2 separate regions of the Homo sapiens genome follow, and region 1 is linked to region 2. The links are chromatin contacts, found by Hi-C or POLR2A ChIA-PET in ENCODE. All regions are on one chromosome and are shown on one strand. Each heading gives the region's core, a stretch centred on a gene start or an enhancer-like site at or near the end of the contact. The rest is flanking DNA. Distances are from core to core; before and after follow the strand shown. Region 1 has its middle 13 kb from the start of LINC01752. Region 2 overlaps SLX4IP (SLX4 interacting protein).

What was found. Hi-C counts contacts between places; a loop is a spot of excess contacts on that map. ChIA-PET counts read pairs that join two places held with the same protein, here RNA polymerase II (POLR2A). Pooled maps may share reads with other maps.
Region 1: a loop to region 2 is called in a map of ascending aorta, with 2.6 times the contacts of the local background. The contact joins two enhancer-like sites. A Hi-C loop is called at or near these places in 2 of 168 maps with a recorded cell type or tissue (ascending aorta and mammary epithelial cell) and 3 of 50 pooled maps. POLR2A ChIA-PET finds 5 or more read pairs at or near these places in 2 of 52 experiments (OCI-LY7 and activated T-cell).

What each region holds. Positions count from the first base shown.
Region 1 is chr20:10,736,631-10,742,849 of GRCh38, forward strand. No RefSeq gene overlaps it. Among named protein-coding and RNA genes, the nearest start is that of LINC01752, 13 kb to the right of the region's middle. Within about 2 kb of position 3,170, at least 3 of the 41 ENCODE cell types and tissues checked have a DNase peak (open chromatin) inside an H3K27ac peak, as active enhancers do; they include ascending aorta, where a contact is called at or near this core.
Region 2 is chr20:10,555,142-10,561,365 of GRCh38, forward strand. It overlaps SLX4IP (SLX4 interacting protein), which reads left to right. Exons shown (of 8, transcript NM_001009608.3): 3 at 1,090-1,179; 4 at 5,559-5,679. Among named protein-coding and RNA genes, the nearest start is that of MIR6870, 91 kb to the right of the region's middle. RefSeq lists an enhancer at 3,602-3,981. Within about 2 kb of position 3,715, at least 8 of the 41 ENCODE cell types and tissues checked have a DNase peak (open chromatin) inside an H3K27ac peak, as active enhancers do; they include ascending aorta, where a contact is called at or near this core.

The DNA of each region.
Region 1 (6,219 bases), core at 1,920-4,419, 180 kb after region 2:
AAGGGAAGACAGAAGTGGTAAGTGTAGTGATATCTAATGTTGCCTGGTCTTCGGCTAAATCTCCAGTACTGTTGTAAGCGTGATACCTGGACTGCATTTACTTGTTTAGTTAATTACTCCAGTGATTTAGAGCAGTAGGTGGGGCATGTGTGTGAACCCAGGAAGCTAAGAGGGTGGACAAGGGTTTGCAAGTGGATGGAAAAGGATGCTTTCAGTCTGAGTGGCTGGCTGACTAAGTGATTTGAGGTTCACAGTGGTGGCCCCCAAATTTCTGATTAGAAGGGCTCAGAAGCCTGCAGTTCAGTTGGAAAAGGTGTATGGAACCAGTTTTGAAGCTTCTTTGCTTGACACACAAATGGTTTTTGCATAGTGTGTATGTTTATTAGTAGGGGGATGTCTGTCGGTACTGTCGGTAGAGATTGTGGGGCTGGACTCCTGCTTATAAAGCTATTCCATGGTACTGCCGATTGGTCTTCAGCAGATCTTCTGCATACCAGGGGCAAAGTATCTGAAATTACATCAGACAAATGATAAAGTACATCAAATAAATGAAGACTAATTTATTAATGTTTTGCATTTGCTCTGCAGGTTTGCTTTTTCTTTCTTTCTTTCTTTTTGAGACGGAGTCTTGCTCTGTCGCCCAGGCTGAAGTGCAAGGTTTGCTTTTTCTAACTTTATTCTTTGAGGATTAATTTACATTCAGTGAAATGCACAGATCTGAAGTATACAGTTTGAGTTTTGACAAATATATACTCCCATGGATCCACCACCATAGTCAAGATTTAGAACATTTTCATCTCCCTAGAATGTCCCTTTCTGCCCCATTCTAGTCAATTCCTCCCCCTCCATCCACCCCAGGTAACCAATGTTCTGATTTTTATCACTAGAGATTAGTTTTACCTGATCTAGAATTTCATATAAATGGAGTCCAACAATATTCACTACTTTGAGTCTGGCTTCCCTCACTTAGTGTTATCTTCTTGAAGTTCATCCACATTGTTGTGTGTATCAAGAGTTTATTCCTTTTAACTACTGAATAGTATGCCACTGTATGATTATACCACACTTTAAACATCTAATCTTGCTGATGGACATTTGAGTTATTTCTTATTTTTGGCCATTGCAAATAAAACTGGTATGAAAGTTCATGTACAAGACTTTTGTTGGCAGATGCACTTATTTCTTTTGTGTAGATACCCAGTAGTGGAATTGCTGGGTCAGAGGGAAAGTGTATGTTTTATGTCATAAGAAACCACCAAGCAGTTTTCCAAGGCAGTTGTGCCATTTCACGCTCTTACTCAAGACTTTCTCTCAAACAATTAGCAGCACAGAAAGGCGGACTTTTGTACTACTTTCTCTCACCACCCCCATCTCCTTTTTGCCTTGTCAAACCAGTCAACTCTAGAAAACTTGAACATATGGCAGGACTCAATAATACACATTCAGATTATTTAGGCTCTCCATTTTCTCATTCATTCTGTGAAAAAAATCATTGTCACTAGACACAAAGAAATGAAAGGGTGGACTTCAAAATCCAGGGAGAAAGCAACAACTAACTTCGTACTTAATGGTGGCTATTAAATCACCTTCAGATCATGAAAAAAGCAAAAATATTTACTCTGGCCAATTCCATTAACATTGTACTATAGTTCATACCAGTGCCATAAGGCAAGAAAAAGAAAAACAGGCATAGAGATTGAAAAGAAGAATACAACTCTTTACTCACAAATGGCATTTTTATCTATGTAACAATCCTGAGAAATTGACACAAAAGCTTCTAGAACTAATATGTAAGTGTAGCAAGATTTCAGTACTCAAGGTTGATATACAAAATCAATAGTATTTGTGTATCCAACAGCAAACAATTGAAAATAAAATTAAAAATACCATTTAAAGTAGCGTCAAAAAGCATAACATACTTAAACTTATTTCTAACAAAATGTGCAAGACTTGTACACAAAAATACAAAACATTTCAGTCATGGAAGACCTAATAAATGGAAAACTATGCCACATGCATGGTTTAGAAAACTCAATATCATTAAGATGTCAGTTCTTCTCAAATTGCTCTCTAGCAGGAATTGGCAAATATTTTGTGTAAAGGGACAGACAATAAATATTTTAGGTTTTGTAGGCTATATGATATTAATTGTGGCTATTAAACCCTGCCTTTGCAATGCAAAAGTATAGATAATATGTAAATGAACAAGTGTGGCTGTGTCTCCATAAAACTTCATTTACAAAAACAGGTGGGGGGCTAGATTGTCCCTCTTCTATTGCACATAAACTGAAAAACAAGAGGTAAAACCAGAGGGACTCTAGGGTGGCTTCCAACTTTGTCTTTTTCTAATTGTGCTAGAGAAAGAGAGAATATAAGTTATACCTGCTTCTTTGGCTGCTAATTCTCTTGCCAACCTTATCTTCATATATAAAAGGTGAGTATTAAGTCTACTTGGTAGTGTTGACGGGGGGATTAAGTGAAATAATGTAAAAATCTGGGACGATGTCAGACTTGTTCAAAGATATTCACACTTCCCCTGCTCTCTGTTATATTTTCCCATTTGTTTTCAGAATTTAGCTTTAAGGTTTGGGAATCCAAATACTGTTTTCAATCAAGCAGCCAAGGCTTCAGATGACAAGCTTGTGTGTGTTTGGAAAACGTGGCCTCATGATGTGCACACCTAGGACTGGTGCAGCTGTCATACTGCCATTTCTTAGTGTAGGGTGCTGGGGTTTGAATTTTGATAATCCCTGTGGGACACCTCAGAAGGACTAGGCTTTATCTCCAAAGGGGTCACAGTGAGTAGAGTTTTGGCTTTATCTCCAAAGGGGTCACAGTGAGTAGAGTTTAGGATGCCATGGGGTTGCAGTCCAGAATCACCAGGCACCTAGTCCCATTTCTTTTTTAAGAAGACATGCTGCTTCTTGTAAACATTACACTCCAGCCTCCCGGCATAATCCCAAATAATGTCATTTCTGGGAAAAGTTGATAAGTGGTGAGAATTTAAGCCTTTTCATCTGTTGGGAATAAAAGTGGGTAGACATGCAGAAGTTTTCTTCTACCTTACATAGTTGCACCTCCTCGGCATTCACTTTCCTTTCACTTTCTGGAATTGAGCTGGCCAGAGATGAGGATCGGTATGCTGCTTCCTTCAGCCCTGCCCTGTGTGGCGTTTGTCTTGCAACTTTCCCATGCTTGTTTCAACAGGAAAAAAAGCAAAGAGATTGACATATAGCTACCCCGAGGCTAGATTGTCACCGAAATAGATTTCTCCAAATAAAAATAAGGGCCGTTTTTGCTTGCAAGGCCTTGCAATGAAACAGAGTTAATAAAAACTGCATGGGAAACTCACATTGCAGCTATAAAAATATTAAAAAATAGAATTCTTAGCTAAAGTCAGCAGTGATTGTTGGCTCGAGGTAGAAATTAGGGAGTAAAACATTCTGAAACACTCATTGAAAGTGAAGAGAGGGAAGAATTATTACCCTTTATCCATTTGGTTAACCCTTCAGAAGTAAAGCTAGAGTCACACTTGCTTAGCAAGTGATTAAGTACTGGGTTTTTAAGCGTAGGACAGACCATTTTCTCCTGTGGCTAACCTGTAACAAACAGAAAATAGGGCCACTTAAAAATTAGCACAAACATATATAAGAAACAAAGCTGCTCCAACAGGAAAACTTGGTAAGATCATTGACGAAAACGTCTACAGCTTCATTCGTTCTTCTCCTTCAGCCTCTGTCCCTGTGTGTGTATATCAGATGTCTCTGAGGTTAAAGCTTGTGTGTCCTCCTGGGCTGGAGTACAGGGACACCCTTCATCACTCTCCAGTCCCCAGTGCCCAGTGTCATCATCTGGAATATCTTCTGGAACCCTGGAGGGATGGTTTGTTTCTACAGCTCCCCACTAGCAGGGGTCTTTCCTCTAAGAATGGTGCTTCCAGGATCTCTCCAGGCTCAGTTTCAGGCGCCACTAGATCATCAGGGAATGGTGATTGATTATCTGAGAAATGTATCTATTTGCATTCAGGATTCACCAAGTCACTATTCTAATGGGAACTCACTAATTGGCTTCACTAATTCCCACTTAGAACTACAAGCATTAAAAGTCACAGTATCTAAGACAAGTGAGCTTTTAGCTCCTGGTTGCAATAGGGGAATTTATAAGAATATTTAGAAGTGATCCAGGTTCCTTTCTTTCCCTCTCCTTAAAGCACATAAACTCTGGTCATTTTCACAGGTTTTTGCTAATTAATACCACCACTGTGGAAATGGGGGCTGTTCTACAAACAAGCTGCAACAAATGGGATTTTTATTGCTGGTGGAAAAGTCTGGGGAATAATTAGCAGATCTATGGAGATCCCTTGACTCCGGGCATCTGCATGGTAATGGCCAACCCTGGAGATCACTCAGGGAAATGGGGTCGGACTTTCCACCTTAGGGCACATTTATATTGTCAGTTACAGCCTTCAAACTGCAGTGGGACAAATGTGGGAAAATATTTTGTGAAATACTAGACAAATGAACCTGGTGTTGACCAATCTCAACTAGGAAAACTGGCTCTGCTTTGCTAAGTGCTGTACAGCAGCCAAGACTCGCAAATGAAATATTTTGATATCTTGTTAAACTTGAGTCCCCAGAGGGAGGCACACACACATACACATGATGGACTCGGGTCCTCAAGGTGGAAGGCCAGAGAAGATTAGAGAAACGACTGGCTCGAGGGGGGAAGAGAGAACCGTGAGGTCATCTGGTCCAGAGGTTTGTACTCAAAGGATCCTTGGAGAGAATCCAGGGGGATTCTGTGAACTTGGATGGGAAAATAATTACATTTTTGTGTTCCCTAACGTCTAATTGAAATATACTCTTTCTTTCTATTTCAAATGAGGACAAAAAATCATAAGAACATCAGCTATACCCATGATATTGACACAGTGGAAATCAAAGATGTCTTTATATCATATTATAGTGTAGATATCTCAAGACATCATCTCTGCCCATCACTTCTGTGAAATTATGGTAGTTACTGAACCCACTGCTAGATCTTCTTCTTTAGTGTGCTACTAAAGAAAATACATATATTACTATATCACACATTTAAAACTATTTTGAGTACTGTGTTTTCTGTCATTAGGTTTTTGAGTAACTTTATATATTTTATCTACTTATGAGCAAAAAGCATTATTCTGAGAACAGGACATAGTCTTTATCACACTGCCAAGAGGTCCATAATACATGGTATAAGATCCCCTTCTCGCCCAGTCTTCTCTATTTACAGCTGAGGAAATCGAGGCAGCGCTGGCAAGTGGCAGAGAAAAAGCTGGAACCCCAAGGTGCTGTCTCTAAGTCTGTTCTCACCATTCTTCTGCAGGAGAAGAAAGTACCCTTGGTAAAAACAACATGGAATACTTTCTTAAAACAATGTTTCAACGTGTAGGAATCAGGGATGATAAGTAATTCCCGAGGCTAGTCTTAGCTAGAGAATTTGTTTTCAAATTCAAATATACTTTTCTACCTTCATTTTAAAGTGTGGACATTGCCAAGTTAAGTGAATGTTGTTATTTTAAAAAATTAACATGGAGGCCCAATTATGTGGGTTATATTTAAACAGTTCCACAGAATATATTTCATGTTATTTTCTACACCTATAGCAGCAAGTTTATCTCCTGCATATTTAAGGCAATTTGAAATGAAATTTTTAATCTGTGAACACCCCAACTGTGAGCCTTAGGAAGCTGGGTGTCAGACCAAGCTAGGTTACGATGAGTATGGATAATTTAAATTATCAACTTCATGTATTATCTAGAATGGCATGCATTGATTATATACATGTGTACATGTACTTACTAGTGGAAAAGACAAGAAGCACATTCATTTCAAGTAGTTGATGTCTCTCATGAAAGCATTAGCTGATTCTACTTCCTTGGTGTGGACATAAAGATGAAAGAAATTCAAATAAATTATCTCTTAATGGTTAAATTGATGGCACATTTTCTCAAAGCAATTGATCCTGACACATTGTGGTTTTCTAAATTTCATAATTTGTGGAATTGTAAAACTGTAGAATGGAAAGGGATCTTATATGTCATCTAATTCAGTAATTCTCAAACTTTAGATTTCTCGACCATTCTCTTTTTTCTTTTTCAGCAATTTATCAGATGGGACATAGATAGGGGCACATTTATTCATCTATTTTGGCTTTAATGTTTATGTTTTAGTTTTG
Region 2 (6,224 bases), core at 2,465-4,964:
CTAACCATTTGTTGAAACTACTTTCCTTTCACTGTTGATATATAGGACAGAATTTAAAAAAAAAAAAACAAAACTGTCCAGCCAAGGAAGTGAAAAAACTGAACCTCTGAGTCTCATAAACCGAATCTCTGGGTCTCTCAGACCATCCCCAACCTTGGTGTCCCATTCCTTACCAAATTAGTTTGTTCACAGTTATCTTGTGATTCTCAGAAATTACTTCACTCATATGTGAGGATTTATAAGGCAACAACTTTTCACAGGGTCTGTAACTGTGCTATCCAGTATGGAACCACTAGCTACATGTAGCTACTTAAATTTAATTTAAATTTTATTAAAAATGTAGCTTATCAGTTACAATAGCCACATTTTAAGTGCTCAGCAGCCACATATGGCCACATACGGCCACATATGGCTATCTTATTGAACAGCATATATATAGAATATTTCCATTATTTTCTAAAGTGCTGGACAGCGCTAGCCTATAGAATAAGAACAGAGTCAGGCTTTGTACAGTTTTGTAGCATACTTTAATGAATTTTGTTTTGTTTTGTTAACTAGCATTCAGTATGTATCTTTATCTTCTTGCTTATTTCTCATTCTTCCATGTTCCTATTTCAATTCCAAAGTGTACCGTCCTAGCCAATCCTTTTGTCCGTCTAAAAATGCAGTATCTTATATCTGTTATTTGCTGCTTAGAAGAAAGAATTCCCCTGGCTGTGCATGGAATCATTCTTTTGTGGAGCCTACCTAGTACTGACCTATTTAACTTCTCTCGATGCTTCACGTCTTCCAACTGCTGCCGGGATGCTTGGACATCCCCTTTCAAGGTGCAGCCCAGAGACAGATATTTTGTCTTTCCTGTCTTGATTAACATTGCATCTCTCCTTAGCATTTCCACTGTAAATGTTAAACTTAGGGAAAGTAGTAGATTATGACCTGTAACCATGTTCTTTATTAAAAGTTCTGTCTAGTAGTGAACTTTGTTGCCATTTCATCATGAGCAACCACATAGGAATTTGTGAGATTTTCTCTCATTGTTTGCTGGGCATGAGCCGCACAGACACTGACTCTGCCATTAATGTCTTTCAGTGTGGGAATTTTGCTGTCCTCGTGGATCTTCATATCTTGCCACAAGGTTCAAACAAAGATACAAGCTGGTTTTCTGAACAGAAGAAAGAGGTACAACAAAACTTTCTACTATTTAATTGCAAGTAGCTGCTGCTGCTATAAGAAATATCAGCTCTTTCCAGCTTTCATTTCTGTTAGTGGGAAAAAAATGTTGCGTATTTAATCCTTGAAAAACAATTGTATTCCCAATGACAGACACATATGCACCCACTTTTTTTTTCCTTCAGAAACTGACACATTCATAAACTTCATATGATACTGTATTATTTAAACCAGACATTTTATACCTCTTTGTTTTGGGGGAAGGATTTCTATATATTCAAAAAGAGGAGAAGAAGAAGAAGAAGTTAAAGTGACTATTTCAGTAATCAGGGATTTTAACCTGACTGGTTGTGAAGGATGGCCTGAGCACCTGAAGCAGGTGTGGCAGTTAACACAAGGCTGAACCTTCACACCCATCTTAAAGCCTCAGCTTTTATTTTCTATCATCCTTGTATTATCATGAGCCTTTGACAAGTCAGGAAATACTTGACGGTGTTCCTTCTCACAATGGTCAGTCAGGAAAGCCAGTAGCCGGGGGCTTAGCAGAGCATGATGCTGGACTTCACTGAGCCTCAGCCTCCTCATCTGAAAGTGAAGAGGTTTGCCTAGATGCCAAATTCACTCCTGGTTCTAAGTTTCAACAATCCCACCCAAGTGCTGCTTGTGGTGGAGGCTTACAAGCTGCACTGAGCTCTCACCATTGCTTTGCCTCCTTCTCTGATCCCTGCTCACCAGAGAGCAGGAGTAACCAGCTTGTGGCTTTTACACACCTTTAAAAATATCATTATCCGTGATGTCCATTTACCACAGTTGCTTTTTAGACTGAGAAATAAAAATCAGATTTGTTAAAATATAGTATATGGCGAAGAAACTATTGACAGTGGTGAAAAAACAAAAAGCCACCCTTTTCTGTGATAATTGCTTTTAATTAGCTTTTGGAGCTCACTAGAAAAAAGATCCCCACCCCCCAAAAAAGATTTTATAGGATAATACATTTTCATTCAAAGGATAATATTATCAAGACTTTGCTGTCATTATTTTGCAAAGAATACCTGGTGACCTAAAGCTGAGAAAAGGAAGGCACAAGGTTCTGTATGGTGGGATTTATCATTCAGGTAAATAACTGTGGACTCTTCTCTTCAGGACTTTTAAATATTTAGCAAGTCAATCAACATCTCCTACTGCCACTTACCTTCATATAATTCCACTCCTAGCTTACTAACGCATGTTGCTGTGATTCAAAACTGTTCACTCGTTTCCCCAAAGTGACCAATAGTCACCCAAGGGGACCTCACCCCAAAATCTTCTGACTTGACTTAAATTAACAATGTTATGGAATCCACCATTCCAGGCCTGTTCTCCATTCCCTTTCGGCTTTGCCACCTTAGACCTTTATCGGCCTTAGACCTTTCTTGTTAATATTGAGTCCGTTTTGCCCAAGATTCAGTTAATTTGGAATGCTTTAGAATAAAGCCCTGGGTGTGTGAATCACCTCATAGCCAAAGCGTGAGGCTAGGTTTTTGTTTTTTTAGGAGCCACATGCAGCTGCGTGGATGCTCATAGTACCTACTTGAGGGCAGCAGGGCATGACTTAGCAAAGCTGTGCAGTGCATGACAGGACCTGCAGAGCAGTGCTGCACTGGCAGCTGCAAGGGGCAGGTCGCTGTAGCAGGCTGAGCTTGCCTCTCAAAACCAAATGGTCGGTTTGCTGCTGCTTCTTTAATTTGCCCTTTTAAAATGTATATTGGCCAGGTGCAGTGACACACACCTGTAATCCCAGCACTTTGGGAGCCCAAGGCAGGCGGATTGCCTGAGTCTAGGAGTTCAAGACCAGCCTGGGCAACATGGTGAACCCCCATCTCTATAAAAAGTATAAAAATTAGCCAGATGTGGTGGCTTGTGTCTGGAATCCCAGCTACTCTGGAGGCTGAGGTGGGGGGATCACTTGAGCCCAGGAGGTTAAGGCTGCAGTGAGAGTTGTGATCATGCCACTGAACTCCACCATGGGTGGCAGAGTGAGACCCTGTCTCAAAAAAAAAAAAAAAAAAAAACAATTCGCTGATGTTAAAATTCCTCTGGGATCATTTGTGTGTGCGTAAGAAAGGAGAAAAGCTAGTTGAAGAAAGGCTATGACTTTAGCTTAGGTTCAGTGTCCCCAGGCTTTCATCTTCTTTATCCTTAGATCCTCTCATGATTGGGATTTTATGAGCAACCAATTTGATTCCATTTTAACAGTCATTTTATACAGTGAAAGCCTAAGAATATCCAGTTCCTTTTTAGAAAAAAGAACTAATTACATGTATTAACATATGTTTATTTTGAGTGCAGCACGAGTAGTCTTTGTACCCAAACAGTTGAAGTCAAACTGTTCCATGTGTCAACTCGAGGAAGCGAGCACAGCCCGTTAGCCTAGAGATGCCCTCTGCATCTCTGTCTTGAGCACTGATTTTAACTTGTTCTTCTTATCTGCCCCTCAAAGGTAGCTGAGAAGTTTTCTTTTCTTGCATTGTTGTGGTTCTGAAGAGAAAGCTTCATGACGTGTGGTGTGGTCGGTTACTGGTGTCTATCACACTGCACTTGGTCTACCTTGCATTCGTCAAACTGACTCACAGAAGGAAAGCCCCACAGCTAGAGGGAGAAAGTTTGTGTGTATGAGCCTTTGCTTTATTTTTGTCATGCTATTTTTAGTTTTAGCCTTATAGGGCATTTATAGCCAAATTTTAGCAATCCTTGTTTCCATGTATGTCTTTCACATATTTTCTAGCCCAGTCATAGTTGAACTCTGCATGTGAAGCAAAATTCTTTAATTGTTTTTTAAAAAAAAAAAAACCTATGAGGCGGCAAGGCTGCCTTTTTGTTGTGTGAACAATGCCGAAACACTCAACTGTAAAGGGATATCTCTGTATTCCATGAGGCACTGCATCTTTAGGCTGCAACATGAAAAGCAGGAGAGAGGAAACCAGTGTTTGTACTTTATCTAGAAACTCACACTCATGAGTTAAATCAAGGGTTTTCTATATTGTTTGAGGAGTACAAGTGTTTTTAATAAAGGAAAAGTTTTGCTATCATTGCTCTTTAGAACAGCTAAAAATTTTGTTGTTTTAATTTGTGAAGATTCTAAGAGATCAACCTGAGATGACATTGCAAGAAACCAGCAAAACAGGTTTGAGGTGACCTGGGCAACTCTGAGTTTTCTGCAGTCTTTGGGAATTAAACAGGAATCATCAGTTCTTATACATCAGTTCTTAATCTAAATTAAGAAATTTAGATTTGTGTATGATTTTACTCTCTTTTTCTACATTAGGTCACAATTTCCTGTTAGTGCAGGAAACAACTGCAAAGAGTATCTTCCCATTGTGTTGGGCTTAAATTTTTGTTTACCTTTATTATAAATAACACCAAAACAATAAAACAATTGACCTATCCTGAAACTTACTAGTGATAAGGAATACTGAAATTGAATTAAAACCATGTGTTTCTGTCGCCTAATAAATGTTAATCTACTTTAGAGAAATTATATTATTTTCACTGTTAGTACATGAGTGTAGTACGTTTTTACAAAAACAAAGGCATATACAGTATCATCAACAAGAGCGTAGAAGAAAATAGGATTAGTGATTTCCAGTTCTCTGCTTAACTCACTGCTCAACAGTTTCCTTCTTGAGTAGATTTGTAAACCCAAGACCAGAAACTAATGAATGATGGTGTTTAGATTTTTAAAAATTTTTAGACCAAGTTTGAAAAATGGGATAGTTTATATAAAAATTACTGTTTCTGACTCCTTTTGAACAAAGATCTAGCAACACTGTGCCTATAAACATGAAACAGTCCCCTAAAACCATGGGGGGCTGCTTGCTGTTGACTGGGCTGTGGTGTGGGTTCCCCATGCCGTTGCACCAGCAGTGGATGAATATGCCCTTACTCCTGGCCCCATCCCTGTCTACAGTCCCCTGGCCACACTGGGTGTTTCCCTGGGGCCCTTGATGCCAGCCAGTGTTGGCTCTTCTTGACTTATTTCTTCTATTTGTCACAGTACAACTGATTGATACTTATATGAAAGCATTCTTTACCATACTTATTACCTCCTTGCCCTGATGTTTACACTGAAATATTTTTATCTTTCTTTTAGAAATATGAAACTGAGGCAGAAAGAAATGAAATGACTTTCCCAGATCACACAGTGAGCCAACATCATGGTTTCGAGCAAACTTCAGTAGCAAATTTAAATTTGCGGTGTTATTCATGAGCACATATGACATTCCTTTCAACATTCACAGCTAAATTAAAAAGCAAAATGAAATGAAATGTTCATTGTTAACTTTTTAATATATATGTTAATTTTTTTGCATTAAATTTGAAGGTTATATCTAATTTTTTATTTGCTTTAGGAAGTCTGTTTACTGTTAAAAGAAACCATTGATTCAAGAGTTCAGGAGTACTTGGAAGTTCGCAAACAGCACAGGCCATCAAATGCAGAATTCACAAGATCCAATCCCTTGTCCTTAAAAGGTAGGCACAGAGCACTTTGATTTTGGACAAAAAATAAATAGAATTTCTGCTCCGTAGAGATGGCAATTATGTTTGACTCTGACTGTCATGTTAGTATAGTGATACATTTTAAAAATATGTCCTAATGAAGATACTTTGTTTGGGTAAAGAAAATTAACTGAAGAGCCCTCAGGACTTTTAATGGTAGGCAAAATGTATAAAAATAGCAAATAAAACATTCCTAAGGAAACTGTAAATTGTTTAAAGGATTGTTTTTTATTTTTAAGGTTTTTTTATTTTTAGTAGACTTAATAATTGTACACATTCATAGGATACAGAGTGATATTTTGATACGTGTATACAATGTGTAATTTTCAAATTAGAGTAATTAGCATATCTATCACCTGAGCATTTATCATTTCTTTGTGTTGTGAGCATTTAAAATCCTCACTTATGTTTTTTTAAAAAATATACAATAAATTAATGTTAACCATATTTACCCTATAGTGCTATAGAACACTAGAACTTACTCTAGTGGTAGTCTTATATCCATTAGCTAACCTCTT